6 separate regions of the Mus musculus genome follow, and regions 1, 2, 3, 5 and 6 are each linked to region 4. The links are chromatin loops, found by intact Hi-C in ENCODE. Cell type or tissue: left cerebral cortex. All regions are shown on one strand. Links, peaks and the distances in the headings refer to the core of each region. The heading gives the core; the rest is flanking DNA. Region 1 overlaps Fzd3 (frizzled class receptor 3). Region 2 overlaps Fzd3 (frizzled class receptor 3). Region 3 overlaps Zfp395 (zinc finger protein 395). Region 4 overlaps Gm30008 (a long non-coding RNA gene). Region 5 has its middle 29 kb from the start of Gm41178. Region 6 overlaps Elp3 (elongator acetyltransferase complex subunit 3).

What was found. Peaks named below come from ENCODE experiments on the same cell type or tissue, not always from the same donor. Only the 100,000 strongest peaks of a DNase experiment are listed, where the experiment ranks them.
Region 1: a loop joins it to region 4, with 3 times the contacts of the local background. A loop is called at or near these places in 16 of 42 quality-filtered maps.
Region 2: it touches region 4 in a loop (3-fold over the local background); 25 of 42 quality-filtered maps call a loop at or near these places.
Region 3: it touches region 4 in a loop (7-fold over the local background); 25 of 42 quality-filtered maps call a loop at or near these places.
Region 5: it touches region 4 in a loop (4-fold over the local background); 15 of 42 quality-filtered maps call a loop at or near these places.
Region 6: it touches region 4 in a loop (5-fold over the local background); 15 of 42 quality-filtered maps call a loop at or near these places.

What each region holds. Positions count from the first base shown.
Region 1 is chr14:65,246,356-65,251,740 of GRCm38, forward strand. The region is part of intron 2 of Fzd3 (frizzled class receptor 3); the gene reads right to left. Among named protein-coding and RNA genes, the nearest start is that of Fzd3, 13 kb to the right of the region's middle. In left cerebral cortex, for the core only: a CTCF peak has its summit at 2,917 (motif pointing left); no DNase peak of the experiment used is centred there.
Region 2 is chr14:65,253,000-65,258,384 of GRCm38, forward strand. Fzd3 (frizzled class receptor 3) reads right to left here. Exons shown (of 7, transcript NM_021458.2): 2 at 1-464. The coding sequence starts at 133. Among named protein-coding and RNA genes, the nearest start is that of Fzd3, 6.8 kb to the right of the region's middle. In left cerebral cortex, for the core only: a CTCF peak has its summit at 2,494 (motif pointing left); no DNase peak of the experiment used is centred there.
Region 3 is chr14:65,378,610-65,383,994 of GRCm38, forward strand. All of the region lies in intron 1 of Zfp395 (zinc finger protein 395), which reads left to right. Among named protein-coding and RNA genes, the nearest start is that of Zfp395, 23 kb to the left of the region's middle. In left cerebral cortex, for the core only: a CTCF peak has its summit at 3,185 (motif pointing left); a DNase peak (open chromatin) is centred at 3,119; H3K27ac peaks cover 555 bases.
Region 4 is chr14:65,167,589-65,172,973 of GRCm38, forward strand. It overlaps Gm30008 (a long non-coding RNA gene), which reads right to left. Exons shown (of 3, transcript XR_874722.3): 2 at 4,553-4,815; 3 at 3,691-3,717. It overlaps Gm41177 (predicted gene, 41177), which reads left to right and starts at 4,729. Exons shown (of 3, transcript NR_166862.1): 1 at 4,729-4,846. In left cerebral cortex, for the core only: a CTCF peak has its summit at 2,587 (motif pointing right); a DNase peak (open chromatin) is centred at 2,585; H3K4me3 peaks cover 575 bases.
Region 5 is chr14:65,325,205-65,330,589 of GRCm38, forward strand. No RefSeq gene overlaps it. Among named protein-coding and RNA genes, the nearest start is that of Gm41178, 29 kb to the left of the region's middle. In left cerebral cortex, for the core only: CTCF peaks have their summits at 2,935 (motif pointing right) and 4,374; DNase peaks (open chromatin) are centred at 1,307 and 2,930; H3K4me3 peaks cover 482 bases.
Region 6 is chr14:65,571,239-65,575,238 of GRCm38, forward strand. All of the region lies in intron 7 of Elp3 (elongator acetyltransferase complex subunit 3), which reads right to left. Among named protein-coding and RNA genes, the nearest start is that of Elp3, 20 kb to the right of the region's middle. In left cerebral cortex, for the core only: CTCF peaks have their summits at 226 and 2,363 (motif pointing left); DNase peaks (open chromatin) are centred at 205, 1,156, 1,363, 1,939 and 2 more places; H3K27ac peaks cover 902 bases.

The sequences.
Region 1 (5,385 bases), core at 524-4,523, 79 kb after region 4:
TTTGTCATAAGAAAACCAATTCAGAATTTCTAAAAGCTGTTATTTTTATTCCTAAAATCAGAAACAACTGCGAACAATACTCTGTGTGCATGTGTGTGTGTGTGTTTTAATTTAGAAGCTTCTTAATTCTGTTTGGTTTACCCTAGTCACAAAACTGGCTTCTAAAGCCGTATCTGTTAGGGAAGGGGATGTAAGTCCATACACAAGGCCTTAGGTTTGCTATCCAGCACTGCAAAATTAAATACAGATAATAAAATGGGTCATTTCACTACACTGTTTGCTTAGAAAAAATATCTTCCCATAAACATTAACCTATAATCCTAGCACTCTGGAGGTAGAAGCAAGTAGATCTCTGAGTTTGAGGCCAGCCTGCTCTATAGATCTTGCTCTAGGTCAGCCAGAGAAACTCCGTCTCAAAAAAAAAAAAAAATATTTAACCTAAAAAAAAAAAAGTAAATATGGTGTATTCTAGCAGTTAAATATATGAGCTTAAAGAAAAGAATTTTTCTTCCTTAAAAAGCCTATCCACAAATATGGATCGGTATTGTTTCATTGGGGTACATTCAAAATTTCAAAAGCTGTTATTTTTGTTCCCAAAACCAGAAATAACTGCAAATAATTCTCCACTATCTGTATGTACGAGTTTTCTGCTTTTTAATTTAGAAGGTTCTTATATTAGCCTGCCCTAGTTAGGGTTACTATTGCTGTGATCAAACACCATGGCCAAAGCAACTTGGGAAAGAAAGGGTTATTTGGCTTAAGCCTCCATCCTCATCACTGTTCATTGGAGGAAGTCAGGACAGGAGCCCAAACAGGGCAGGAACCTGGACACAGGACCTGAGATAGAGGCCATGGAGGAGTACTGCTTATTGGCTTATTTGCTATGGCTTGGTCAGCCTGCTTTTTATAGACAGCCAGGGGTGGCACCATCCACAATGGGCTGGGCCCTCCCCCATCAATCACTAATTAAGAAAATGTTCTACAGGCACACCTGCAGGCCAGCATTTTCTCAATCGAGGCTCTCTCCACTCAGATGACTATAGCTTGCATCACATTGACAGAACTAACCAGCACAGGGTCACAGATGTTTTGGTTAAGCCACACACTCTGTGTACTTTTTCCTTCATCTTAAGAACAGGTCAAGAACAACAGGATTTGGACAAGCAGAGGTACACTTAAGCAGAAGCAAAACAAGATCTTAGAGAAAGGAAAGCTATGTTGCTTCAATCTTTTATTAGTTACATTATTTATAAAATGCAAACACATACATTGAAAGCTTCCAATCACTTTCAACAACAACCAAAAAAAGAAAAGACAGACAGACAGACAGACAGAGAAGTATCACACTAGTGTTCATTGGCAGTGGTAACTTTGGAACTGTGATCAGTATCACTATCCCACCAAACTATTTTCAACCCCAGGAAAGCAAGATTTAGGTATAGCAATGAGACATAATTATCAATCCTAAGGAACTTACAGTTTAATTCAAACATTTACTTATTTGTAAATACTGTATGTGAGGCTCTGGGTTAAGTCCTAGGAATACAAAGGTAAGGACAAATTCCAGGAGTGGAACAAAAAATAAATATTGTAACAACAACAACAAAACCACACACACCAGGAGTAAACAAAGCACACTGCTAAGTATGGAGGTAAGGGCACAAACTTTGGTCTTCCTAGGTTCCACAAGGAAATCAAAATCAGACCCAAGCCAGGCCTTGAAAAAAAAAGTAAGATATCACCCAGATATTGGCAGAGCCTTCCAGGCAAATGTGGTGTTTACCATGACTTGATATGGTCAAGGAACTACGAATGTGCTGAATGGCTTCTGAACTGTTAAAGTAAAAGCCATGTATAAATGTCTATGATGCTTCAAATTGGATCTGGGCAAGGATTGGCACTGCTACTTAAAAAAGTAATTTTCATATTTTGTTTGATCTTTGTAACCAATATAATCTAACAATGGTTGTGTAAGACACTTTCCCAGCTACCCTGATTATAAGTAATGAAACTTGAGCTTGAATTACCGGACCTCCAAACTTCTTCCTCTTCCCTCTTCATTACAGTGTAATTAATCTTTACTTAACTACTTTTGTATATGATGCAATTCCTGTCTCTGTAAAGGAAGTGCTAAAGATCAACGAGATGCTATTTTCCAGCTACGGGAGTGGTAGTACTTCTTCTGAATACTATGGCTTGAATCTGCATGGCCCCAGAGGCTCCTGTTTTGAACAGAAGGTTTAGGAGGTGGGGACCTGATAGAAGCAGGTTTACTCGAGTGTCCATTTGAGGGTTAAGCTCAGCTGCTGGCTCAAGTATTCTCTCTGCTTGTGGGTCCACTGCAATGCGAGCAGCAGGACTACAAACATCTACTATGAACTGAGCCACTCTGCTACACCATCCCTCACAATGCAGTGGAAGTCGTAAACTGCGAGCCAAAATAAACCTTTATGCTTATTCCTGTAGGTTTCTGTCAGTGACAGTCTAATACAGAGACAGAGAACAGATTCTACTAATAAGGAGAAACAGTCTCTCATGCATTGCTACCAGGGACAAAAAAAAAACCTTACTATACAACTTCTATCGAGAGTTTAAAACTATCAATGAGCCGGGCAGTGGTGGTGCATGCCTTTAATCCCAGCACTTGGGAGGCAGAGGCAGCCTCTGAGTTCGAGGCCAGCCTGGTCTACACAGTGAGTTCCAGGAGAGCCAGGGCTGTACAGAGAAACCTTGTCTTGAAAAACCAAAAAATAAATAAAGAAAAGGAAAGTGTGTGTCACCACCAACTGACTTGGTTTGGGGCTGGAGAGATGCCTCAGAGGTTAAGAGCACTGACTGCTCTTCCAAAGGTCCTGAGTTCAATTCCCAGCAATCACATGGTGGCTCATAGCGGTCTATAATGAGATCTGGTGCCCTCTTCTGACTTGCAAGCACACATGCAGGCAGTGTATACGTAATACATAAATTTTTAAGAAACTATCAATGAAAACATTTTCTTTGAATATCTGAATTTCATTTCAAAACTGTATCAGCAAAAGTATGAAAACACACATGTGGCACTTTTAAGAGCAAAGGATAGAAAAAATCCCCAGTGTCATCAGTAAGTATTGACTGAAGAAATGGTAATTATCCAACCCAAAGTAGCTGTAAAAATCAAAGACATCATAGCCATTGAAATAGTGCAGCTATTATAGTTTTTTTTTTTTTTAAGAGTAAGAAGAAAGGCCCCACCCGGGGATCCATCCCATAATCAGTCACCAAACCCAGACACTATTGCATATGCCAGCAAGATTTTTGTTGACAGGACCCTGATAATAGCTGTCTCTTGTGAGGCTATGTCAGTGCTTGGCAAATACAGAAGTGGATGCTCACAGTCATCTATTGGATGGAATACAGGGCCCCCAATGGAGGAGCCAGAGAAAGTACCCAAGGAGCTAAAGGGGTCTGCAACCCTATAGGAGGAGCAACAATATGAACTAACCAGTACCCCGGAGCTCTTGACTCTAGCTGCTATGTAGCAGAAGATAGCCTAGTCAGTCATCATTGGGAGGGGAGGCCCTTGGTCTTGAAAAGATTAATATGCCCCAGGACAGGGGAATGCCAGGGCCAGGAAGCGGGAGTGGGTGGGTTGGGGAGCAGGGTGGAGGGAGGGTATAGGGGAGTTTCAGGATAGCATTTGAAATGTAAATGAAGAAAATATCTAATAAAAAATTATAAGAAGGAGGAGGAGAAGGAGAAGGAGGAGGAGGAGGAGGAGGAGGAGGAGGAAGAGAGGGAGAAGGAGAAGGAGAAGAGGAGGAGAAGAGGAGGAGGAGGAAGAGGAGGAGGAAGAGGAGGAGGAGGTGGTGGTGCAAGCACGTGCTCACGAGCAAGAAGAGAAATTAGGAATCCGTGTGTTACCAGGAACCTGAATGAAACTGCAGCCACTGCAGAAAGCAGTTCAGCAGCTCCTCAAAACATTAAATGGTTTGATAAAACATTTTTCTAGCAGTTTAAGACCCTGGTTCAGCCACAGAGTTAGAAACTCTGTCTCAAAAAATCACTCCCACACCCAAAACAACAACACAGTGCTGGTTTGATCCTCAGCACTAGGGAAACAGTGCCTGAAACTCACTCTCTCAAACTGTATCCGACGATTCTATCAGTGGCAACCCCACCCTGCTACGACAGCCATGAAATAAGCAACTTCTTCAGGGTTTCGTCAAATCTTTGAAGCCTTCTCTTAGAAACTACTTCCCACTTATGGACTCTTTCTAGGCTATCAAATTCAAAGAGGCAGACCTGATGAAAATAAACTATATGGGTGACTTGGGCATATTTGAGAAGGCAGAGAAAGCCTATCATGCCATCATTCTGAATGTCCCATGAACCCAGAGTAATGATGCAAGTCCACCCCTTACTGGCAACTCTGACAAGTTAGAGACAGGATCAGGACCAGAATTCAAATTTGTACACCATGCATTTTACAGCTACTCACAAATCTCCCATTTAATCCTCACAAGCATGTCTAAGTTTTTTCACTTTTGTTGCCTAAGTTATGAAAACAAGATGTAGGAATGATGGCAGATTGTCCAAAGTCTTATACCTAAGCATGACAGAGTCTAAGCAGAACCTGAGTTGTTAGTACAGGCATCCTTATCATTTGTTTCCAAGGAAATTACAACTTGGCAGTGGTACTAGATGTGAGTGTTTCTAATTCAATCTTCAGCACATAGTAAAGACTACTACAACTATCATGCAGGAGCCAACTTATGGCCATCAGATAATACCCCTTTCTTATCCCAGTCTGATGGTCAAGGACAAATATTTCTCTTTATTAGTTAGACCTTTTATAGTCATAGGAAGAGCAGAAAATGTTTTGTTCAATCTCTACAGCATCATTAAGTATTTGGATAATTTAACATGCCTGCTATACTTTGAAATACTATGAATAATGATCTTTCTACAAATTTCACCAGATTTATATAAGACTTTGAAGAAGTGAATATGTGTTTTACTGTAAAGTGAAGAATCCCAAATGTAGGCTCTGAAACACTGTCAGACTGATAAAAATATAAGGCATTATCCAAATTATATTACATGGTCATGCTAATATTAGAATATAGGTAGTCAGGGTGTGGTGGCATACGTCTTTAATCCCAGGGCTCAGGAGGCAAAGGCAGATCTCCATGCCAGCCAGCACTATATAGTGAGATATTGTCTTACGTAAATAAATAGCAAAAACCATCACTTAGAGAGTATTTAGTGTGTACTAAATACTCTATAGGCATATTGTAATTTTGTACTATGAAATTTTGTATAACTATTACTAACCTTATTTTATTGGTTTTTTGTTTGTTTGTTTGTTTGTTTGTTTGTTTTTCGAGACAGGGTTTCTCTGTATAT
Region 2 (5,385 bases), core at 663-4,662, 85 kb after region 4:
AGGTAGTATTGTAAGGCAAATCTTGGCACATCCTCAAGGTTATAGGTTCACAAGAAAACAAACTGTGCCCACCTATCTGCCCCAGAAACACAGTCAAGAGCCAAAGATCAAAGACAATCCAGCTCACAGCCATTCTTCCTGGATCAGAATGAGGCTCGGATGATCAGATCTACACAAGATGCGTTTTAGATCAGTATATGCCTGCAGGTCTCAGCTTGAAAGTACCCCTTATCTGTTAGGCTCCTCAGTTTAAAAACTCCCTGTACTGTCAAAGAACTGGTAACCTGGTCTCACAAAGGGCATTTGTTTTTGGTTTCACAATATGGGAAGATGACATCATCTTGTATCTTCTTTTCATTTTATTACATTGGGCACATCTGGCCAGCATAGCAACTCCATCAACCGCATTCCCAAATCACAGATTCCATCTTAGGAGGAGAGTGGCTTCTTTCTTGTTGAAATAGCTGAAAAATATTGAAAATTGGAAAGTTAATCACTTCTCAAAATACTGCAAACTTAACATTAAAATAAGTGATGAGACATCATACTGATTTAAAATAGAAAACACAAGGGTATTCACAAAGTAACAGTTTTCTTTTTTATCGTAGGTGATATATATGTATATGTATATATTCACACACACTAAAAATAGTCCTTAAATACTTAATATTTATAATTATATATATTTAAATATTTGTTTATTTAATGTATATGAGTACACTGTAGCTATCTTCAGACACACTAGAAGAGGGCATCTGATCCCATTACAGATGGTTGTGAGCCACCATGTGGTTGCTGGGAATTGAACTCAGGACCTCTAGAAGAGCAGCCATTGCTCTTAACTGCTGAGCCATCTCTCCAGCCCTAATAATTATATTTTTATATTCTTTTTGCTTGTTTGTTTGTTTTGTTTTTTTGAGACAGGTTTTCTCTGTGTAGCCCTGGCTGTCCTGGAACTCACTTTGTAGACCAGGCTGACCTCGAACTCAGAAATCTGCCTGCTCTACCTCCCAATTGCTGGGATTAAAGGCGTGCGCCACCACGCCTGGTATATTTTTATATTCTAAGTTACATACATAACACATGGCAGAGAATTCTGTCACAAGTTATAATTGATCCATTTCAAATGCCTTTTCCATTGTCCCAAACCGTGTTTAAATAATACTTGTTGTAAATAGATTATGGAATTTCAAATTTATTTGACATGTTTTGGTCGTTGGCAGTACATTTTTTTATTAACTGACTTGATAGAAAGCAGCTGTAAAAGGTCTGGAATAAGATTAAAGCTTATTAATGCTACATTGTGAATACTGTCACTTAACCCATATTTTTCTTTCCTGAAAATTATTTACACATCACTTCTTGAACATGAGAATCTACAAGTAAATTATGAGATAATGTATCGAAAAAAGTAGCATTCTGCATTAGGTGTTGGGGTACTGAATTGCAGTTGAAAAGGCCACCTCTATCAACCAATACTGAACTAACGAATAGAAGGTTCTAAAAGTATTACCAGCCAGTTTTACCAATGCGGCATCATTTTAGATAACACAAAAATGTAATGCCATATTTATTCTCCTGGAATCTCAAACACATGACCAACAAACGGTCACCACAAGGCCTAGTTATGTAGACAAGCCAGAGTAGGGCTAGGAATGATTCCAAGTTAGTGGTAACTTCCTCTAATCTGCATAACTCCCCTGAAGAGAGAGACACTGCCTAAGGAATTACTCCTAAAGATGGTCCTAGTTACAAATGTCCTGTAAGTCAGGTCTTGAGAAATGCTATGCTAAAACAGAACAAGTAAAAGAAAAAGTACATTTATATATAATAACCTACAAGAAATTAAGAAGTAAATGGATATAAAAATAACTAGTAGGGCTAAAGAGATAGCTAGCTAAGGGCTTAAGAGCCCTTGTTGCTCTTGCAGAGGATTCAGGTTTGGTTTCCAGCACCCACATGGGAGTTCACAACTGTCCATAACCCCAGCTCCAGGGAATCCAATGCCCTCTTCTGAGGGCCCCAGATATGCACATGGTGCATAGACATCATGCAGGCAATTCATACATATAGAACATATAGTTAAAAAAGAATATTAGAAAAAGTATCAAAGAACAAAAGAAATGCATACATGGCCAATAAAAGCACGACGTGATATTTAACTTCACTAGTAAAAAACTTCAAATAAAAAGGGCAAACAGAATTCTTCTGCTAATCCAATATACAAAAACAACAATGACAGAATGAAGTATAACATGGATTGTAGGGAAGAAATTATATTCAGCATTTCAAAATACTTGAGATAAGAATCTAAACTAGTTGATACTTTTTTTTTTTAATGACTACTTATCAGGCTAAAGAGATGGCTCAGTGGTTAAAAAAAAAAAACACACGTAATGTTCATCCAGAGAACCTCTGTCCAATTCCTGAGCTGCAGGTGGCTCACAAACATCTGTAACTCCAGGGGATTCAATGCCCTCTTCTGGCTTCTTCAGGGACTGCAGGCACATGGTAAATAATTTTTAATGACTTTCTATACCAAAGATTTCAAATGGGCACAACTTGATCCAGCAAACCTATTCAAAATTTATTCCTGAAGGATACAAGTGCATGTGGCATACAACTGAAATATTAGCATAAGTAATTTATAACTAAAAAAAAAACCCTGAAATTAACCAAAAAAATTACCAATAGTAGTTTAGCTAAGGTGGTACAACACATGATGAACTATTCTATAGATACTAAAAAGGCGAACATGATTAAGAGCACACCACAGTGGTCCTGTGTACTCAACACCACAAAGACCTGTGTCCAATCCCTAACACTGCTCCTCCCTTCCAAAAGATGCACATGGATTGTATTTATTCACATAACATATGATAAGAAAAAAAAAAAAAAAAAAAAAAAAAAAAAAAAAAAAAACAGGGTTGGAAAAATGCTCAGTAGGTAAAGCACTGTGGTGTTAAGCATGAAGCCCTGAGTTCAACTTCCAGAACCCTGATAAAGCCGGATACAATAACACACATCCCTAATCCCAGCACGCGACAGGAGGGGAGCGCATACAGGAGAATCCCCGGAGGCCGGAGAGCCAACCAGCCTGGCATATACAGCAGTAAGCAAGACTGTTCCAGTCTTCTGATGGAAGGCAAACACTGGTATCCAAAGGTGTCTTAACTGCCATGCATGTGCCATTCATGAGTACTCTTACATTTACACACTTAAATACACACCACACACACAAATGCACACTTGTTTCTTTAAGATAAGATCTCACTATTTGGCCCTAGCCAGACTTGAACTCACAGAGATCCACCTGCCTGTGCTTCCCAAAGACTGGGATTATAAGTCACCACATACAACCCAATACAAAGATGTTTCTTAAGGGAGTTAAGAAACAGTATGCATCTATAACTAACTTCTGTCAGAAAAGCATATATGCAAAAACCCCAGCTATTTCAGCCTGATGTCATGGTACATGCCTATAATCCCAGAACTCAGCAGAAAGATGACAAATGGAGAATAGTTTGGGCTACAAATTATAACCATCTTTAAAAGAGGAAGGGCATTTCAATTATTTAAAAATAATATAAGTGCCTTATGGAATTTTATGAAAGACCTGACTTTATATTACTTTGTACATAGAGGACGTAACTTCAAATCTACAAATGTGTGCTCAGTGGAGGACAAGAATAAATGCTAGTTGAACAGTTTATGGACTGGTAATTAAAGCAACAAGCCAAGGGATATGCTACGTATATTACTGCAGGTAGTAAAATAATCAGAGGAGTGATAATTTAGTAGAACTCAAATAGATTTTTCAGGCCAGCCAGCCAGTTCATCAGGTAAAAGCACTTGCCACTGGAGCTGGCTGACAGTTCAAGCCCCAGAAGCCACAGGGCAGAGGTAACTCACCAAAGTTATCCTCTGATCTCCACATGCATCACACACATGTTGTCTCACAGACACACACACACACACACACACACACACACACGCACAAACACGTTGGTGGTGATGATGTCTGATTTTTCCAGACAGTGCTTCTCTGTGTAACAACAGCCTTGGCTGTCCTGGAACTTGCTTTGTAGATCAGGTTGGCCTCAAATTCTCAGAGATCCTCCTGCTTCTGCCTCCTGAGTGCTGGGATTAAAGGCATGCACACAACACCTGGCAAAACTTGACTTTTCTAACACTGAAAAATTCATGTTATCTATCAGCCCAAAAATGGTGTGTGTGCTTTAAAGCATCCTGCACACACTCCATATCACTTTTGAACGGTGAATTACCTATACACAGGAGCATTTGGAGGTAAGGTGTAGGCTCAGGTGTCTTTCTCAGAAGCATCCACATTGTTTTGCTGAGATGACCAAGTCACTTACCAAGGGCCAGCTAGGCTGTCTGGTGAGCCAGTCTCAACAATCCACCTGTCTCTGAAGCTGGAATTAGACACATGCACCTTCTACACAGGGCATCTTTTTTATGTATGTACCATGGATCAGGCTCATTTGTGTATTTAGTGAGTAACCATCACTAGAGTCCCTGAAACATCTGGTTCTAATCAGAATCAGGAGAAGGTGCCATTTTTTCCTCAAGGTAGGCTCATCCATGGAAAAGCTCTAATCTAAAGATGAGTGAAATGTTGAAAGGCTGTCTTCTCAGGCTGGCTAAGAAAGCCAGATCCAAACAACTTAGGTGGAAAAGCAAGAAACAGGTAATTCTGACTCAAAAAGATAAAATATAGCAACCCATTAAATAAAATAAAGGTTAAGGTTGTTGGAGGCAATATTTTATTATACTTTTTTTTTTCTTTTTTGGCAAGAATCTGTAGGATTCCAACAGAATAAAGAAGCCCATTGAGCTAACAGAAGGAGTAGGCAGTTCTGGGCACCAGAGTCCAAGAAAAAAATGAATGCTATGACAGTTCATGCTCTGTGAGTTAAGAGGCACTTTCACCTCTCCACAGCACAATATCAAATATTTGGAAAATCGATTGTTAGTGCTTGGTAACATTCTTGATTGGGGCTAGAGACACAGCTTGACGTTAAAGTGCTTTCCTAGAGTGTGTGTGAAGCCATGGTTTGAGTTCCTATACTAGGTGGGGCATGGGAAATACTAGAAATGTATACGTTTTTAGTTTTATGAATGTAGATCATCGGGAATCTGGTATTTTCCAATTATTGTCCATTTTGATGAGAAAAAGGTCTTTAAAATTAATGAACTGATCACATGATCTGAAGGACAGCAAGAAAAAGATGAATGAAATGTTGAAGGGCTGTTTTCCCAGGCTGGCTAACAAAGCCAGAACCAAACAACTCAGGTGGAAAAGCAAGCGGATACCAGATGCAGCCACGGAAAACGTGTGCACAAGGGGCACACACTTTTCAA
Region 3 (5,385 bases), core at 765-4,764, 210 kb after region 4:
GATGAGAGCCCTTCCTGGGTGCTAGGCTCTGTGCTGATCACTGTCTTGTTCTAGAGAGTCAAGCCAGCAGGACAGTTAGGAACAAAGGGTGCTGTGTTTCTGTGAGAACTGGGAGGAGGGGCGGAATGGGGCGGTGCGGGGCGGGGCGGGGCGCCTGTTGCTGGGGAGAGCTGTGAACTCCTTCCTTTCCCTCAGCAGCACTGAACCGCCTCTGTCACCCCGTTGAATGCCAGCTGGGCCATGAGACCCACGGGCATATTTGCTGATCAGATTCATTTGTTATTTGCTGGAAACCGGATCGGATGACCTGCTGCTCTGGCCCATCGCTGGAGTATGAAAATGGCTCTGTTACTTGAGATCATTATTCTTCCCTTCCATGATCCTGTTACATCTGTTACTCACAACAGTAAGAGGCCCCATGCTCCATTACCGGATGTTGTGGAGAGGGGTCCAGCCCTGATTCTTGATTGGCTGATTTTTATTTAAATGTCACTTTTTTTTTTAAACCTTTAGAAAAATACAATAGTTAGAATGCCCCAAGAATTCAAACTTTACTATCTGGACAGCTGATTTGCAATTTTAAAAATTCTATGTTATTTATTTAAGTTTTGGGTGTGGGTGTGCATGTCACAGTACATGTATCTAGGTCAACAGTTTGCAGGACTTAGTTCTTTCTTTCTTTCTACCAAGTGTGTCAGACGCAGGTTGTCACTCACTCACCAGCCTGAGGCCAGTGGATTTAGAAATACCAAGTAGACCGCTAATAGATGTGCAGTGCTGTGCATCTCAAGAGTATGGTATGAAACTCTTAAATGTATATGCTCCCATTCTATAGGAGTTGGGGAGATAGCTAGGAAGCGCTCTCTGTACAGGTACGAAGAGCTGTGCCCAAGTCCCTCCAACTCAGTGAAACAGTGTGGTAGCTCAAATCTGTTCCCCCAGCTTCTACAACAAGATAGAGTGAAAGAGCAGCAGGGTGAGCGTCCCTAGCCTAGGGTACACGGGTGGGTGGTGAGGACAGACGCCTGAGGTTGCCCTCCTACCCACACATGTCCCCAGAATGTGCACACACACCAAAGAGCTGGATGGATGGCTGAGATCAGAGGCTTTGGGTTAACCCTCACTGGGATTTCGTTGTCGTCATCGTCGTCGTCTTCTTCTTCTTGATTTATTTTTATTTCTAATTATGTGTGTGTGTGACTGGGTGTGTGCACGTGAGTGCAGTTGTCCAAAGAGAGAGCAGAACAATGCCGTCAGAGCTCCCATGAGTGACATAGGTGCTGGGAATCAAACTTGAGTCTTCTGTAAGACAGTTCATTCTATGAACTGCTAAGTCCTTTTTCCAGCCCCCTTACTGGGGTTTCTAACTTAAACCAGGTGGGGTTTTCTCCTGTCTCTGGGGAGAAAAAAACCCAAGTAGGTTAAGTTTTGTTGCTGTTGGTTTTTTGTTTTGTTTTGTTTTTCCCTCAAAGGCTGAGAACCACCAGCTAATGGGGATGGGATGTGACAAAGTGCAAATGGCGGCCTGTGAACCACAATGGTTATATGAATGTATTTGCTCATAATCACTGTCAACACACAGGTGTACACTGCACCTATCAGCCGAGATACTTGCTAGTCATGTGTGGAAAGAGATGCTGGTGGAGATCTGCTGGAAACAGGAGACACGGTTTCCTGACAAACTTCTGTCTTCTGGTTGAATTTAGAAAATAACATTGAAAAGAAATTCAAGTTAAAACATTAAAGATTTAAAGGAAAAAAAAAAAAAGAAACCTGGTAGTTCTCCAGTAAAAGATGAGGACGGTACCCAGGATATTAAGTACTAAAAACTCAGGCTACTGTGTATGCGCTGGGTGTGAGATCTCTGTAAAGACACGAAAACAGGGGTTTAATAGGAGCCTCTTGTCTTCATTTCAACCCTCATCATCAACTTGGTGAACGTCAGGGCTTTTGCAGTTAGAAACCTCGCTGTAAACCTCACCTCCTCAACTCTGACACAAGTCCCATGCGTTGTGTAATAAGCCGCTGGCTTCTGACCTGTGTCCTGGAAGTGCTGCTGGGTGATGTCATGGCATGCCGCAATGCCCCTGGGTGGTGAGAGGCACAGCCGTCAGATGCAGCTCTGTGCACTTGCAGACGTGTGCTGAGAGAAAGAGAGAGAGAGAGAGAGAGAGAGAGAGAGAGAGAGAGAGAGAGGCCGTTGTCCAGTAGCCATCATGTGATGAATGGCAGTTTGTGATTCTGGACCATCGAGTTTGTTTTACTGTTCTGTCAGGTTCAGTTAGGTAACGGAGAGCAGATGTCTGCATTAAAGGCCATTAGCACATCAGGATGCGTTTGCTGAGGCTGGTCGTTGACCAAAGCACATAAGCGATCCCTTTCCTATGGACAGCATTTGGGACTCCAGATGCCCCTTAGGACGTTCTGAGACCACTTTATGAGTTTATGACCCATCAAGGGATCTGTAAGTGGAGAACGTAAAACCGGAAAGGCAGCGTTTAGCTACATGCTGAAATCCAGTCCTCGTTACTTTACAATACAGGTTTCCTAATTTTCTCTGCTGCCACAGAAAAGAGTCACGTGGCAAATTAGAAGGCTGGCTGGTTCTGGAACCATGAGTATTTCTCAAGAAAGCTTCCTGGTGGGGGAAGAGGGTCCTGAAAGAGGCCAGCTGGAGGGTGCGTGCATACTAGGAGGCAGGGTGAGACCCGCCATGCCAATTGACCAGCTAGCACTTCCAAAATAGGTGTGACTTTGCTCCTCTACCCATCTTTCCGGCCAACTTCTGTCATTATTGCCCCATTACTTCTGAATCCTGAAAGCATAATGTGTGTTTTTGAGTGGATTTTTGGAGAAAGTAGCCAGCCTGTGGAAGCAGGCCAGGAGCAGAGTTGCCTATTTGCGCAGATCTCTCTGGCTTCTGGAAGGTACAGGCTTACCAACCAACAGAAGAGCATTCTTTAAAAAGAAGACAGGCTTCCAAAAACAGCGTCAGAGTTTGTTGCCCAAACATCTCAGGTTCTTTCTGAAGACTGGGAACCAAGGTTTGGAAACACCGCCGGCTTCATTTTCAGTACTAGAAACCCCAAACTTCCGGCTCAGCAAAGCTCCTGGGTTTCTTTTGGGGGAAGGGAGGGCAAGCAAAGGACTGCTGGTTTCTCTGTATTAGTACTGCCACCTGTTGTCAGTCAGTGACATTACACGTTAGCTTTCTTTTGCTCTGTGCTCCTTTTTTTCCTGTGCCTGTTCTTGAACCTAGGGCCTCTCTTACACCAGGGACACTCTACACTGGGTCACACAGCCTGACCGGTGGCTGCAGTTTAAAAGCCATTTATCTGGGGCACCTTTTATTTTTAATTTGTAGTCACAAAGTTCTCAGAGTGTGAAGGCACCAGCCACCTAACTTGGAGATTCTGCATGCCATATTCTTGCTTTGTTTCTTGGGGACTCCTGATCAAGCTGCCAGTATATCAGATTACAGACTTTGAGCAGAGAACTGGCTTTTCCTTTCTCCCCTCCCTCCCCTCCCTTCCCCTCCCTTCCCTTCCCCCTTCCCACCACTCCATTTGTTAATTCATTCTTTTGTTCTTTTTGAGACTGGCTTTCTGTGTAGCCCTGGCTGTCCTGGAACTCAGACCAGGCAGGCCTTGAACGCAGAGATCCGTCTGCCTCTGCCTGCAGAGAGCTGGGCTCAAAGGAGTGCTCCACCATCGCCTGGCTGCCTCTTTCTTATTATCCTTTTGCTGTTATTGTTTTGCTTTTTCTTTTTTATTATATTTTTAAAATTTAAAACAGATTTGAACAGATCGAATTGAAATGTTTCGATCATATTCTTCAGTCCATCCAGTCCATCCAGATCTTCTCCCCTCCCCTCCCTATCCAATTTTAAGTTCTTTCTCAAAGCAAACAAAAACAAACAAAAATCCAACACAACAACACCCCCCACCCACCCAACACCAAGAAGACAAAATAAAGCAACACCCAACAGAAAGAAAAAACACAAAACTTCAACAACAGCAACAACAACAAAAAGTAGCAAAAAAGCCTCGTGCAGTTATGTTGCTACTCCTGGACGTGAGGCCTGCCCTGGAGGGGTTGACACACCCAGTGCCATTCCTTCGGGGAAGATTGATGTCCCTCTCCCGCAGGCGCAAGGATCAGTTCTATTGACCACCTTTACCCAGGTGGCTAGCTTTTCATTCATCGTGTGTTTATCCATTTAAGAAAGCATGACAAAGCCTGGCACAGGCCTTAACCCCATCTCTCGGGAGGCAGGTAGATCTTTGCTAGTTCAAGGCCAGCCTGGTCTGCAAAGCAAGCTCTAGGACAGCCAGGGCTACACAGAGAAACCCTGTTTCAAAATACATCCCCTCCCCCCCACCTCGGGGGCCCCCCAAAGTGTAAGATAAAACACGAGCTATCACATGGAAGTTGGACAGGACAAACCAACATAAGGAAAAGAGCCCAAGAGAAGACACAGCAACCGGAGAGCCTCTTGTTTGCACATTCAGGGACATCATGAAAACACTATGTATGGGCTTTGCTCCTGTTGATTTACAGGGCCTTGTTCTCTGGGTGTTCCCATCCCCTCTGGCTCACACTCTCTCCACTTCTTTTATAGCTATCTTTTCCGTCTTGGTTGCTAGTAGAACTTGCTTGGCTAGTTGGGGAAAGAAGGGGGGGTATGGGGGAGGGTTGAGTCTGTGACATGGGACCCAGACAAATCAGCCCTGAGGTACTTTTGGACTAGGGCAGACAGTAAAGGCTTATAGAACAGCTCAAAGACATTTGATGCTGACAAGTGTTTAAAGGGTACTTAGGGCTAGGAGATGCCGTTTGCCACAGTTGATTATTTGTGTGGGTATGGAGGTCAGAGAGTAACTTTCAGGAGTCAGATTTGTCATGGGGTTGTCAGGCTTGGTGGGAAGTGACTTTACCTACTGAGTTATCTCTATGGCCCGAACAGCATTCTGGTTATGAATTGGGGAAGGAAGGGGGGTGGCAGGAGGGGAGAGGGAAGAGGAGGAGAGGAGGAGGAGGAATGTGCTGGAATACTCTTTTTGTTGTTGTTGTTGTTGTTGTTGTTGTTTTCCAAGATAGAGTTTCTCTTTGTAACATTGGCTGTCCTGGAACTCACTCTGGAGACCACCAGGCTGGCCTTAATCTCAGAGATCCTCCTGCCTCTGTCTCCCTAATACTGAGGAACTAAAGGCATGCACCACCACTGCCCACCTTTAGGATACTTTTTGAGATATTTAGTCTGTGAACAATTAGCCTGATGGTGTTCTGGGCTGGGGAAGCAGCAACTGGAATCAGGTCCCGAAAGCCCTGTTGGCTTTATTGCCCACCCCAGCCCAGCCTCACCACACCTGGAATGTGCCCTAT
Region 4 (5,385 bases), core at 635-4,634:
TTAAAAAGGAAGGTAGTAAAGGAATGTTTAAGAAAAAGTATAAATAATGCAGGAAACAGCGTCCCCCCTCCTTCCCTGAGAGGTCCCTTGAGTTGCTGACGAACAGTCCTTAGACTTTATTGTTTGTAATACTGCAGTGTTGGTAGTTTAGTTAGGGAAGGTTCAGGGCCACACACTGTTTCAGAGAATACATTCCGAACCCAGATTGCACAGAGTAAATAATGCTGGCTGTGTGATGGTTAGTCTTCACTGCGAACATGATATTCCTAGGTGTTTCCATGACGTCATTGCTTGCAAGGCTTCATCAAGCAGAAACCCGCACCCCGTAGGTGGGCTCTGCCATCCTGTGCATTGGAGTCTTAGACTGGATATAAAGTGAAAAGTGGGCTGAGCACCCATATTCATCTCTCTGCTTCCTGACTGTGGATGTGGTGTGAGCAGCCACTTCACACTCCCAATGCCTTGACTCTCCTGCCATGACGAACTATACCCTCAAGCAGAAAGCCAAAATAAACTTACTTTCCTAACTTCCTTCCTTCCTTCCTTCTGGTGCCTTTGCGGGTACTTTATTACACTAATAAGAAAGTAACTAAGTGAGAGTATATAACCTTGGAAAACATACCGACTCTCCTCTATTTTCCCATCTGTGAAATGGAGACCTTCTTCGTCAGACTTTTCGTTGCTGCGACCCACGCACGGGAGAACAACGGACCAATAGGAAGCATTTATCCTGGCCCGCATGTACTTGACAGTTGTATTTGGGCCGGCTGTGAGGTCAGAGCTTCACAGCAGGGAACGTGTGCCCGGCAAAAATTGGGTACTTAAGGAAGGAGAGAGATGGGAGAGGGAGAGGGAGGAGAGGAAGGGGAGAGAGGGAGAGAGGGAGGGAGGGAGGGAGGGAGGGAGGGAGGGAGGGAGGGAGGGAGGGAGGGAGGGAGAGAGAGAAAGAGAGAGGGAGAGAGAGAGAGAGAGAGAGAGAGAGAGAGAGAGAGAGAATTGGCTTTACGGTTGCAGGAGTTCCTCCCTGTTACCCTTTATTCCATGTAGGTCCTCAGCCTATTGATGGTGTGACCCCCATTCAGAGCAAGCGCCTCCTAAGTTAATCTTCCCGGGAAGACCCTCACAGACCCTCCAAAGTATGCTTGCTAATCTGCTAGGTTCCTCTCAGTCCTATCAAGATGGACCATCCCAGAGCTAATAATCATAGCCTCATGAGGATCACGTGAGCATCTGAGATACTACTTAGAAGACGACATTAACGCCGGAAACTTCTGCATGTATTAACTTCAACAGTGAAATATAAGTTTAATGCACTTGACATTAAAAATCATAAACACTTAAAACCATCGAGGTGCTGAGAAGGCCTTTTCTAATTCTGTGGGGATGGTGGGAAAATGGGAAATCCCCTCTGAACATCTTCTGGATCCACTTTAAAGCTGATGGCTTTGCTTGAACCTTCTTTGTGCTTCCTTGCCTAGGCAGTGTGGTTGTTAGTATCAGGAATTGCAGGTCGCTTCCGAATCCAGCAATGATGGTGATGTCACCCATAGGCAACAGGGACCCACACATCTGTTGTCATGGCAATCACCATACATTCCCAGCGTCCATCTGGTTTAACTCCCACATTTACCTGTGAACAACCCCCCCCCCCCACACACACACACAATAAACCTCTCTCACATGGAACTGCATTGCCCTGGTGTGGTCTGTCCGGACACAAAGCCGCAATTCTATCACAACAGTGACGTTGCTGACATCTGTGCTAGGCAAGTGGTCTACACTGGGCTGCATCCCCGACATCTTCTCCACTGTTGTCATGGTGGAGAGTCCAACAGTCACAGCCAGTCGCAGCACTGCCAACCCTCCTCCAAGACATCCTTATCAGTACTCATCCTCTCTCTTGTCAAGCATCTCAGAATTGTGAGACGAGACTCCCTGCACCCTTTGTCCATTTGAAATTTAAAGTGGTGTCCAGCCCTCTAAGAACAATTTAACAGATTTTCTAAATACCACAATAGTAGCATTATGCCAGTACATGCCAAGAGGCTTGACACCGAAAGGTAACTCAGCACACTGGAATATTAATACCACAAAACACCAGAGAAGGTAGGGGTTGAAATCCGTGCTCCAGAGCACCAAAGGTCAGCTTGTGCAGTTGCTGGGGCGAATCATGAAGAGCTTCGTATTGCTCACAGGACCCCCGTGAGTCCTTCCTTGTTGTCTAAGCAGCCACCTTAAGAACACATGGTGCCTGGTGAAGGGTGATCTTCGGGCCACGGGCAGCAGCAGACTCGTGCACATTTAGAAACCCAGTTCTCACTTCAGAGTACCTGAACCAAGAGTCTCCAACATGCTTTTCTCTAACGCCTCCACTCCAGGAGAATTTTAGGCAGGTAAAATGGGAAACCCTGTTTTAGTGAAAGGAATGAAGGAATGTTTCTCTGAGACTCAAGACAGGTGTTTCTCTAGTTCTATTTTCTTTTGACCTACAAGGCCCAGCAACCTGCTGAATCTGTTCCCTGGACTCCCAATCCTTGCCTTTCTCCCGCATCCGACCAGCATGCAATATAAAGATGTGACACAAGGGGGCGCTGATGCTCCAGATGCTTAACTAGACCAGCCTTTGGGCCATTACCACTTACGGCAGGAGAGGGAACAAGTACATTTGTCAGAGACAAGAAGTATGGCTCCCCATCACGAGAATTCTTTAGGGATAGCACACAATGCAATAACAGTCTCATCGTTTAGCTATGAGTATTTGTGTGTGTGTGTGCGCGCGCGCGCGCAAATTTCCTCATATCACGAATCCAACTAACCCGCCTTGAAAATTAGAAGTGTTATTTACTGAATCCGCATCAACATGTAACGGTTATTAATATTCGGTTTCACATTGTGACTAATTGGCCACAGAGAAGAGTGGGTAGAGCATGGGGCAGAAAGCCAAAGACGGGAGTTTTGAGAAGCAAAGGTGTGGAAGAACAGAAAGGGAGAGAAGGAGAGCGCTGTAGCAGGCTCAGAACCCAACCAAAGGCGGGCAAAGTCAAGAGCAATGGCCCGCCACCTATTCCACATCACAGCCCCCACAGGGATCTGAGAAGCGGTGGGTCTTCACCCACACAATAGATGTGTTTCTATATTGGTGGGCTCTGCGCCACCAATCCAAACAGCACAACAAAGCAAGTGGGAGGAGACAATGAGGCTTGAGGTGGAGAGACAACTGAAAGAACCACAAAGGCAGACAGCAAGCAGCAGAGAAGGGGCACAGCAGTCTCCAAACCGCCCCCCACCACCAAGGTTCATCTAAGCGCAATCCTGAGCTAAACAGAAGACAGGCAGAAGACAGGGAAAGTCTCTCCGTGCCTTTCCATTGCTCTAGCCTGTCCCCTCTCTCATCACACATACTTATTGGCTAGAACTGTATGTATAGATAGATGCCTGCTCTCTTGGCAGTCCACCCGGCGTACTCCCCTGGCCTAGGCTAGCAAAGCCCTTGGTTTTCTTTGTACAACGAAGAGACTCAATAGATGGAAATGGACGTTTTTATTTATTATTATTGTTGTTGTTGTATTGTTGCTGTTTTGTTTTTGGAGACAGGGTTTCTCTGTGTAGTCCTGGCTGTTCTGGAACTTACTCTGTAGGCTGGTCTCGAACTTAGAAATCCGCCTGTCTCTGCCTCTCAAGTGCTGGGATTTAAAGGTGTGTGCCACCACTGCCCAGCTGAAAATGGACATTTTAAATGAATATACTGTTGTCTCAGGAGTTGTTCAGAAGGCAGTAGACCCCGTTCACAGAGTGACAACAGGAGGGACCGCCATCAGGACAGAGCTTGTATGCTGCAGAAATGGAAAGAACATCTCTGCATTGTGGGAGGGTAGCTCTCACCCAGAGCAGGACCTCAGCCAGTCTCCTCCCTTCCCTGGGAGTGAGAGCTGGCTGCCCAGGAAAGCATCTCAATGTTGAATTCCACTGTGTTTGTTTGGTTATGAGAGAGGTCTCAGGAAGCCTAGGCTGGACTTGAACTCATTGCCAGCCAAGAATGAGCTGGGATTCTCTTGTTTCTACCTCCCACATGCTGTGTGTGGAGCTGTGGGTGGGGCTTCTTTATATGCAAGGCCAGCACTCTTTCAACTTCAATACATTTCCCGCCTAAGTCTCCCGACTTTAGCTCTTTAACAGAATAAACATGACTCCGGGGTTCACCTGAGGGTTTTTGTGTGAGATAAAGAGCTATAAGCAAAGGATGCGGTTGGGTCCGAAGCCAGGCTCATGTAAGGAATGGAGTTTCTGGATTAGGCTGGCCCCTTTACAGGAATCAGGGCTCCTAAGGTTTCTTAAACCGATGTTGTTTTCTTAGGGGTTATGTTTCTTAAGAATCTAGAGGTGGGGGACAGGGTTCCTCAGAGAACAGAGGCCCCGCTTTGGATGACTTAGAACAGACAATGTCCACATTCAGGAGATCAAGGTGGGCTGGGCAGGGGTGACTGACTAAGCAGAAAGGAACAGTTCAAGTGTGAAAGTTCTGGGCCAAATGACAAGCTTCCCTCCAACTGACCTGAGCCTTTTCAGAGAGATGGGCGGCCTGGGCTGTGGCTCGGATGCTGTTTTCCATTGAGGTGAACCTGAAGCCTGTGGCACTGGCTCTCTGACAAGCCCAGAAGAGAAGGCTCCTGGCCAGAGGCCTGGAATGAGCACCTCCCCTCCAGTCAGTCAGCAGAGTTGCTCATTAGCAGGCTCCACCCACGAGCGGGCTGCAGGTGCCTGCATACTTTCTGCTCGCCCACCATGTACAGGCAAGCTGATGCCCTCTGAGGGTTTCTGGAACAAAGAAGACAAGAAAATGAACCTGGTAAGTTTCCTCGGCACCTGCTTATCTGTCCTGCTGCAAAGCAGGGCTCATTTGTTGCCTGGAAAACTTAAGACCATATGGTGCTTGTCGAAGGGTGATCTTTGGGCCACCGGCAGCAGCAGACTCGTGCACATTTAGAAACCCAGTTTCTAACCCAGTACTTCAGAGTACCTGAACCGAGAGTCTCCAACCTGCTTTTCTCTAACGCCTCCACTCCAGGAGAATTTTAGGCAGGTAAAATGGGAAACCCTGTTTTAGTGAAAGGAATGAAGGAATGTTTCTCTGAGACTCAAGACAGGTGTTTCTTTAGTTCTATTTTCTTTTGACCTACAAGGCCCAGTGCTATCATCTGTTGGTGGACTGGTCTCTCTCTCTCTCTCTCTCTCTCTCTCTCTCTCTCTCTCTCTCTCTCTCTCTCTCTCTCTTCAGTCCTAGAGCTAAATCTGGCCCATTGCTTGTTTATTTTTTAAAGATTTATTTATTCATTATATATAAGTACACTGTCTTCAGACACTCCAGAAGAAGGCATCAGATCTCAT
Region 5 (5,385 bases), core at 796-4,795, 160 kb after region 4:
GCCTGGCTGCTGCGTGGTGGATGTATATCAGCAATATTGTGATAACTTTTCCTAGCTCTGTGTGTGTGTGTGTGTGTGTCTGTGTGTGTCTGTGTGTGTCTGTGTGTGTCTGTGTGTGTCTGTGTGTGTCTGTGTGTGTGTGTGTTAGAGCCCAAGAACACAGAACCTGCAGATACAGAGGACCTAACTGGTTGGTTGTGAGAAATAAACCTTTTCTTGCTTTTAAGGAACCTGAGAAGCTGAGGAGAGGAGAGGGCAGCTGTTGCAACACATGGGCTTGAACAGGGTACCTCGAGCAGAGCTGAAAGAGAGGACTGACGAAGCAGTCTGGGAGGAGCTACAGATGGGGATGGCTGTTCCAGCAGAAAGCCTAGGATGAGTCCATGAAGGTGGTGTGGGATGTACAAGGGGGAGAGAGAGAGAAACGACCCAGTGAAATAGCCAGAGACCCGGGGAGAAGCCAGAGAGTCAGTTATCCTGGTGTGCCCAGGACTGACTTGGCTTCAGGGGCTTGGGTCGCTAGCTCCGTGCAAGCAAGTGCAAGGCCCTGGATATAATCCTCAGCAAGGCCAAAGCCGAGGGGAGGAGAAGGGTAAGAAGAAAAGGGGGAGCTGGGCGTGGTGGCACACGCCTTTAGTCCCAGCACTTGGGAGGCAGAGGCAGGCAGATTTCTGAGTTCGAGGCCAGCCTGGTCTACAGAATGAGTTCCAGGACAGCCAGGGCTACACAGAGAAACCCTGTCTCAAAAAACCAAAAAAAAAAAAAAAGAAAGAAAGAAAGAAAAGAGAAGAGAAGAGAAAAGAAAAGAAAAGAAAAGAAAAGAAAAGAAAAGAAAAGAAAAGAAAGGGAAAGAAAGGGAAAGGAAAGGAAAGGAAAGGAAAGAAAAGAAAAGAAAAGAAAAGGGGGAGGAAGGAGAGGGATGGAGGGTGATAGAAAGACGGAGCGAGCATAAGGAGGAGATGGAGGAAAGGGGGGAGGGGAAGATGAGGAAGAAGAGAGGAAGGGAAAGAGGAAAGAGGAAAGAAGAGAAGGCTGAAAACAAGGAGCATCTCCAGGAAGCCCCTCAGTCGCCATGAGTTGTTCTGGAGACTTGGATGGCCCACGAGAGCTGATGGTTTCTATAGAAACCCGTCTGAGCTGCCATGAGGTTGGGGAGAGAGCCGGAAAGTCAGTCAAGAGCCCGAACAGGAATCTGAGCCCTGCCAGGAAGTCAAGGCTTCGCCCTAGGTACTGAACAGTTGATCCGGGACTGTGAGATAGGAAAGCGATCTGAGGAGACTTGCATTTAGAGGGCTCTGGTGCCTGGGTAACTGGAAAGAGGGGATGTGCAAAGAACCGCCCATCACAGAGTCTCCAGAGAGGTGGAGCGAGACCGGGGAGCTAGAAGGATATAGACTCAAAGCGACAGCAGGACTTGGAGATACAGAGAAGGTTGGCGAGAGAGACTCTCGGGTGCCTGGCATCAGCACTTGGAAAACAATGGGGAAGTAATGAGGGTGGTTCAGAAAGGCCTTCCCACACCACCCTGCCCTGGAATGCAAACAAACCGTTCCTTCCCCTGCAGCTGCTGTTGGTTTGACGGTGATCTTGCTGGGTGTGCAAGTGTATTGGACGTCCCAGGGACAAGGGGAGGGGGTGAGAACTGCGGGGTAGTCAGGAGGCTCCTCTGGAGGGTGAGGAGGAGGAGAGAGAGAGAGAGGCTGTGTTAAACTGTAGGTTTCAGAAGCCCTTGCCTACTCTGGTTTGGTTTCCACAAGACCCTTAGTGGGGGGGGGGGGGGGAGAAAGGAAGGAGGGGCAGAGGGAGGACCTGGCACCTTTATCTTACCGTTGCGGAATTTAGGATGGAGTAGCAAGCCCAAGCAATGACTGTCTAACAGCAGGCCTGGGTCATGACTGAGAGTTTGACTCCAAAGAACACCTCTTCCCACCTCACAGTTGCTCCATAGCCACTCTTCCTGAGTGGACACGGCCTCCTCATTCAGTATTTGGCCTGGAAATCCTCCCATTTCTCCCCACAGCCTAGAGGGCAGAGAAGGTGGCAGGGAGTGGGAAGGATTAGATCTGGTGTTCCCATGGGCTTTCAGAGAGCGGCTGAAGACTGCTGTCAAGAACTGGAATTAGCTGGGCATAGTGGCATACACCTTTAGTCCCAGCATGAGATCTCTACCAGCCTGGCCTACATAGTGAATTCTAGGACAGTCAGAGTTACTTAGTGAGACCGTCTCAAAACAAACAAATAAATAAATAAATTTCGGATTATCAGATAATTTCTTCCTTTTCTTTTTTATATTTTAAATTTTTTCTTTTTTTCTTTTTTCTCTTTTCTAATTCTTTTGTTGTTGTTGGGTTTTGTGTTTTTTGGTTTTTTTTGGTTTGTTTTGTTTTTGTTTTTGTTTTTTTTTTGTTTTTCGAGACAGGGTTTCTCTGTATAGCACTGGCTGTCCTGGAACTCACTTTGTAGACCAGGCTGGCCTCGAACTCAGAAATTCGCCTGTCTCTGCCTCCCAAGTGTTGGGATTAAAGGTGTGCGCCACCACGCTATGCCCAGAATCTCTTAAAGAGACATAAAAAAAAAAAAAAAAGATGAAACTGGAGCCTTCAGATAAAGCCCAGTGTCGTCTCAAATGTTTAAACCACACACGTTTCCATTCCCACGTGAATTTTGATGTCTGTCCTTTCCAGTTTTGATTCTTCTGTTTGTGGTCTTCCTCCCATTTCTCTCTGTCCATCTTCAGTTGTAGTCATAAATCTCAACTACCCACCCTCTAGGATGGAATTCTTCACAGGATCCCAGATTCTCCACATGTTTCCATATTTCTTTTATTAAGCAGGCACATGACTGGTGTTTGACAGTAATGCTGTCATCAGAATGTTAAGAAATTCGCATTTCTCAGCTGGCTTCGTTAGTCCCGGGCTCCAGCAGAGAATGGACGCTAGAGGGCGCTACTTCCCCTCTTTTCTAAGTCTAGACAGCAGCTCCCGTCCTGATCTCCTGGGTCTTCCAAAGTTTGTCACTCATTTGCTTTGAGCACGGTTCACCAGCTTTTTCAGAGTTCTGGGTGTACGTGTACACCTTCGAGAAACGCTCATTAATTCACTTCAAGTCTTTTGTTTCACTTAAATTACTTTTTTAGTGCTAGGATTTTTTTTTAAAGTTTAATTAATTTATGTATATGAGTGCTCCATCTTCAATCACACCAGAAGAAGACATAGGATCCCATTACAGATGGTTGTGAGCCACCATATGGTTGCTGGGAATTGAACTCAAGACCTCTGGAAGAGCAGTCAGTGCTCTTAACCACTGAGCCATCTCTCCAGCCCAGCATTTATATTTTTAATAAGTCCAGCATGGTCTATATAAAGAGTTCCAGACCAGCAAGGGCTACATAGTAAGCCTGTATCCCAGCAAACGCAAACAACCCCCTGCCATCAGCAAACACGAACAGGGATTGAATAACTCTGAAGTCAGGGGGAGTGGAGGTAGGGATGAGTTGGTGAAGCCCTGGATACTTGGTTCTGGTGTTCATTTGGCATGTGTTTCCTGTAATTCGTTCCTGATGAGATTTCGATATGTTTCATTTCATCTTTAAAAAGAAACAAACAAAAAAGCAGGAATACTTTTCAAGAAGGAAACTGACCATATAATTGACATGAATTACAAAAATCACAACTGCTAACACATGCCCAGAAGGAAACCAAGCCTCATCTGCTATCACCAAATATTTACTATTGATGTGCTGTTGGCTCATCTGTGTTATAGTCCAAGAATGCTAGCAGATCCCAGGGTGGACGCTCACTACTGGGGGAAAAACAAGAAGGGGGAGGGTCATTTTCAAACCCAGCAAGTTTGATCCTCTAACTTTTCCTTTTTCTGGGAAATGAGGACACAATTTGTAATCATTTGATATGAGGACAGACCGCCTCGATCACAGATTAAGTCCGGGCATGGACCACGGGAAGTTAAGGTCCCCAAAGGATGAGCGAGAGCTTTTAAACAGATGACTCTGGTAACTGGATACAGGACAGGTTGATGGTGGGTGCTGAGAACACTAACTAGGAGATCACAGTGGTGAATAGCTGTAATCTGAGCTGGAAATGCAGTAATCAGACCTTGTATCTACACAACGTGTACACTTTCCTTTTATAGACCCTCCTACAAGCAATTATATGAGCTAGGCTGAATCCCTTTTTTAAAAGTTTAGAGGTTTAATTAGAAAAGTGGATATATACCCAGACACTATTGCACAATGCCAGAAAGATTTTGCTGAAGGGACCCTGTTATAGCTGTCTTGTATGAGGCTATGCCAATGCCTGGCAAATACAGAAGTAGATGCTCACAGTCTATAAGATAGAACACAGGGCCTCCAGTGGAGAAGCTAGAGAATGCACCCAAGGAGCTGAAGGGGTCTGCAACCCTATAGGTGGAACAACAATATGAACTAACCAGTACCCCCAGAGCTCGTGTCTCTAGCTGCATATGTAGCAGAAGATGGCCTAGTTGGCCATCACTGGGAAGAGAGGCCCCCTGGTGTTGCAAACTTTATATGCCCCAATACAGGGGAATGCCAGGGCCAAGAAGCGGGAATCAGTGAGTAGGGGAGCAGGGCGGAGGGAGGGTATAGGGAACTTTCGGGATAGCATTTGAAATGTATATAAAGAAAAAATCTAATAAATGAATAAATAAGAAAGAAAGAAAGAAAGAAAGAAAGAAAGAAAGAAAGAAAGAAAGAAAGAAAGAAAGAAAGAAAGAGAGAAAGAGAAAAAGAGAGAAAGAGAGAAAGAGAAGTGGGCTTTATGAGAGAGATTTTACAAAACCAGGATTCAAGGGCAGGAGTGAGTGGGGCCAGAGAAGCATGAAAGCCCACCCTTGGGTGTTTAAGCTTGGGTGACCGGGGCACTGTTCTTTACTGACATGAGCTAGAGGAAAAGCTGTTGAGGAAGAGAGTTTGTGATGGTGAAAAGTTTTTTTGAAGGATTTGTTTTAATTTTATGTGTATGAGTGTTTGGCATGTGCACCACATGGGTGCTGTGCCCACAAGGGCCAGAAGATGGCACCGGATCCTCTGAAACTGGATTTGCAAATGTTGGTGAGCTGTTGTGTGGGTGCTGGGAACCAAACACAGGTCCTATGCAAGGGCAGTCAGTGCACTTAACCACTGAGCCATCTCTCCAGCCCCTGAGCCTATTCAGCATTTTTGTTTGTTTGTTTGATTTGTGGTTTTGTTTTTGTTTTGTTTTGTTTTGTTTTGTTTTATTGCTGTTGTTTGCTTGCTTGTCCCTAAGCCTAGTCTGGCCTGATACATCCCTGAGGTGGCCCTCGAGCTCCTGTTCTTCCTGCCTCTGCTCCCCGGGTGCTGTGACTCTAGTCATACCTTTCAAGAGT
Region 6 (4,000 bases), core at 1-4,000, 400 kb after region 4:
CAAACCAAGGACATGTAACAGCCCAACAACAACAACAAAAACAGAAAAAGATTAAACCCTTCACAAAGGAAATACAATCAGACAGCGCAAGCATACACTCAGTGTTCAATGACATTAGTCATCAGGAAAATGCAAATTAAACCCACAATAGATGCCATTACACACCCACCAGAATGGCTAAAATTAAAAGGACTGACAGCAGCATGCACTGGTAGAGATGCAGCACCACCAAGCGCTCGCCCATGAGTGCCAGGAGTACCAACAGCACACCCATTCCAGAAAAATGGCTGGCCTTTCTCATGAAACACTAACAAGCCTAGCAATTCTCCTTACTACCCAAGAGCATTCATACATTTGACCATAAAAATTCTTGTACCAAAATGGTCGGAGTTGTATTACTAACAAGCTGCAAGCAGCCCATGTCCACAGGCAGAAGGATGGATACACAAACTGTGGTCCACCCCAACTGTGGTCTGTGTACCCAGCAGAATACTGCTTAGCATTAAAAATGGGCAACCATGGACTCACCTAACAACCCTGGTGAACCTCAAGCAACAGTCAGCGAAAGAACCCCTCCACAGGAGACCAGATGATTAACAGTATGTGAAGTTCTACAACGGGTTTAATCCATGTATGGTGGGTGAAAAAAACCCGTAAAAACCAGAATTGCTGATTCTGGGAAGCAAAAGTGAGGATTTTCTGGAGGAAAAGAAAGTAACTCTGGTGACAGAAATCCTCTCCATTATTTATCTGCTTTCACACGGCCTTGCTAAGAAGCCCAGGTTGGCCTCACATCTGAGATCCTTCTGCTTCTGCCTCCTGGTTGTTGGAACTACACTACAACTTCCCATGTTCTGAATCTCAACAGTGTTCTGTTACACAGGTCTGTCCAAGCGAATCAAGGGAAAAAACACCAAGCTGAATGCCAGTTTATACATCGCATGGCAGTGCATGTGGGGAAGACCATGGAAGTTGCCAGTTGCTTCCAGACCTCTGATGGCTTCTCTTTGCTTTCTTTTTGATGGAATTAACTTTGGCATTCGGTACCCAGCATTACCTAGCAACCTAGCTCTCCCAGGATGTGTAAGGACATAGAGGATCTAAAGGCACTGATGAGGCGGGGGAAAAGGAAGGAACGGAAATGAGTTTAAAACTCCACAGGGAAAGGTGTGACTCATGCCTCCTTGAAGGGTAACTACCCTTTTAAATTGCACCTCTTGAAAACAGCCAAGGAGCACTGAATACAAAACTGCTTCTGGGCAGAGCTGATTAAAAAGGAATAAAACTCCATTAGGAGCTTGCTCTGAGTTATCTGGCAACAGTCGCACTCTGGTGAATGGGTGACTCAGGTCCCACTGTGGTCTTTCTCCAAAGTGATAGTTTTTAGGGGATGACAGTCATCAGTAATTGGCACTCTCTGGAGACCCAAAAATGCTCAGTCTAGCTGATGGGCTGAGTGATCCGCACTGGGTTCATTCACCAGCCTTCACAGTGGCCAGGCCTGCGTTGTCCTTGAGCAGGCTTGTGTTCCTTCACTTTCTGCCTGCAATGATTTCACAGACTTCCTGCTATCAACAGGCCACAATAACCAGGCTCACGCTGGTTTAAAATCTAGTCCTAAACTTTTAAGTAAAAAGAACAAAACAAACCTTTAATCACTTGGGTTAGACACAGGAAGACCAAGGAGGGACAGCTGAGCTCATTGAAGTGTGGCCCTAAGGATGTTTAACCTTCAACACTGGTGGCTCACCTGCCACCTCAAGGAGCTGTAAGCCTAGTTTAAAATGGCCCTTTGAAAAACATCCAATTGTCCTGAGAAAATGAGTGTCAGCGCCACAGCTGCGTGGGAAGAACGAGACACCTGCCAGGGCTCTGCAGTGAACCAGCTTCCATCAGAGGGAGGGTGGCTCTTCTGGAAAACATCTATTTTTCCAAACATCTTTTCACAAAATAACAGACAGGAAGGCTGCCTACACATTCTGAAAAGAACACACCAGACCAAAACCAGTTTTCCCGGGCTGCTCTTTAATTCACAACGATGCTAACATTTGAAAATAATTTTGTTCCTAGTTTAGTTCAGAAACTACTACTTCAAATAACATAAAATTTCCCCTGAACACTTTATTATAGGGAGTCATATGAAGAATTTACCTCAATAAAGCAAGCAAAAACTCACAAATCGGCATTTTTCATATTGCCTCACAAAGTACAGAGAGCAGGAGAGAGCAGGACAGCAGCCGAGTGGGCTGCAACTGAGCCCATGTTGCGCTGGCTCGCACTTCTATTCATAAGATTTGCTGCAATGAAGTCTCAAGCCAGAGAAACATTTTTTAAACTAAAAGCAGAGTGCCCTCTTGAGGCAAAGAACAAAAACAAGCCCACGCTGGCCCTGGCTAGACATCTGCAGAAGACACTTTCTTCCCTTAAGGACTTTTTTGGACAAACACATCGTGATCCGAATCAAGTGAGTTCTAACAAAAATAGATGACTTATGGTCAAATACTACGGAGCATCAGAACTGAAGCTAGACTGCTGACATCTGAATTGATGACAATCTGAAAACTGTATCCCAGAAACTCTACATCTGCTCAGTTGGTCTGCTCCATAGGTGCCCAGGGCTCAAACCACACACAAAAAAGCTCAGAGCAAACTTACAGGGGAGGTATGCTCAAGATAGCTACAGCTGAACTCCATATATATAAACACACACACCCCTTCAACGTATGACATATGAAACCTGTGTTGAGAAAAGGGGTCTGTCTATAAGTACACAAGCTTGGGAAGATTTCCTTACCTAAATTATTTGAAAATCTTTCACTTGTTTTTAAATTTGTTATTGTGTGTGAACACGTGCATGCTATGGTTCTTGTGTGGAGTCAAAACAGCTTTCAGTTCTCTTTCTACTGTGCTGTGGCAATGGCCCTCCAATCCGTGCTGCTGAGCCGCACACTCGAGGCTCGCTGGCCCTTGAGCTTCCATGTGACTATTACCACTCCTGGCCCACAGCAGAAGGGCTGGGATTACAGGCACATGGCATGGATAAACCAGCTACATTTACAATGTTGTGTGCATGCATGCCGTGCGTGTGTGTGTGTGTGTGTGTGTGTGTGTGTGTGTGTGCAGGTGAGTGTACACATATGTGAGGAAGCCAGAGGACAACCTCAGGCTCATTCTTAAGAGGAAGGGAGTCAATGGTATTGAAGAGAATACTGTTAGGGCTTTTAGGGGTGAAGGAAGTCATCTGGAAACCCTGAGTTGCTGGAGCTGCAATGATGGCTACTTCCCCCGAATCATACTTTATCTGAGATATAATTTGACCCGAGAGTACGAAGAGGAGTGAGCTGGGTTCCATCATTTCTCCTCTTGAGTTTGGAAACTTCAGAGCTTTACTAAGCATGACTCACACTCATGAATGATCAGGGTTTGAATGGACAGTAAAAATAGATGCCATCTCCTCTAGTTACTGAGGTCCCTGTGGGAACAAGTCACACACCCTTAAGTCTAGACTCGGAAACAGAAAATTTACCTGTCATTTCTCAGTCAAACAAAACTACTTGCTCACCACACGTCGTTCCAGAAGATAAATCCTTTATGCTGCTCCTCAAGCTATTGACATTTATTTAAATCTATGAAATGTCTTCAATTCACAGACCCAAAGGAAAGCAACCGGGGAAGAGACACACAGAGAGGCATGACCTCGATTGCAGGAGGTAACCCTACCAAGGTCACTCCTGGTCACCTTTGATGATATAAACTGACCACTCAAAGACCATTCTAGTGTTTATTCAGGCTTTAGCTATAGGTAACAAAGCCGCCCTGAGCCTCAGTCCACACCTGACCTACTTATCACCACACAAAGGACTCAGAGGCACTATTTTACCCACCTTGTAATCAGATGCATGACATTCTCCTCCTCTGTCACAAAAAGAGAAGCCGAAGTCTGAGTGCTAAGGGTGTCAGAAAGAGACTAGATGCCTTTCAACACACACACACACACACA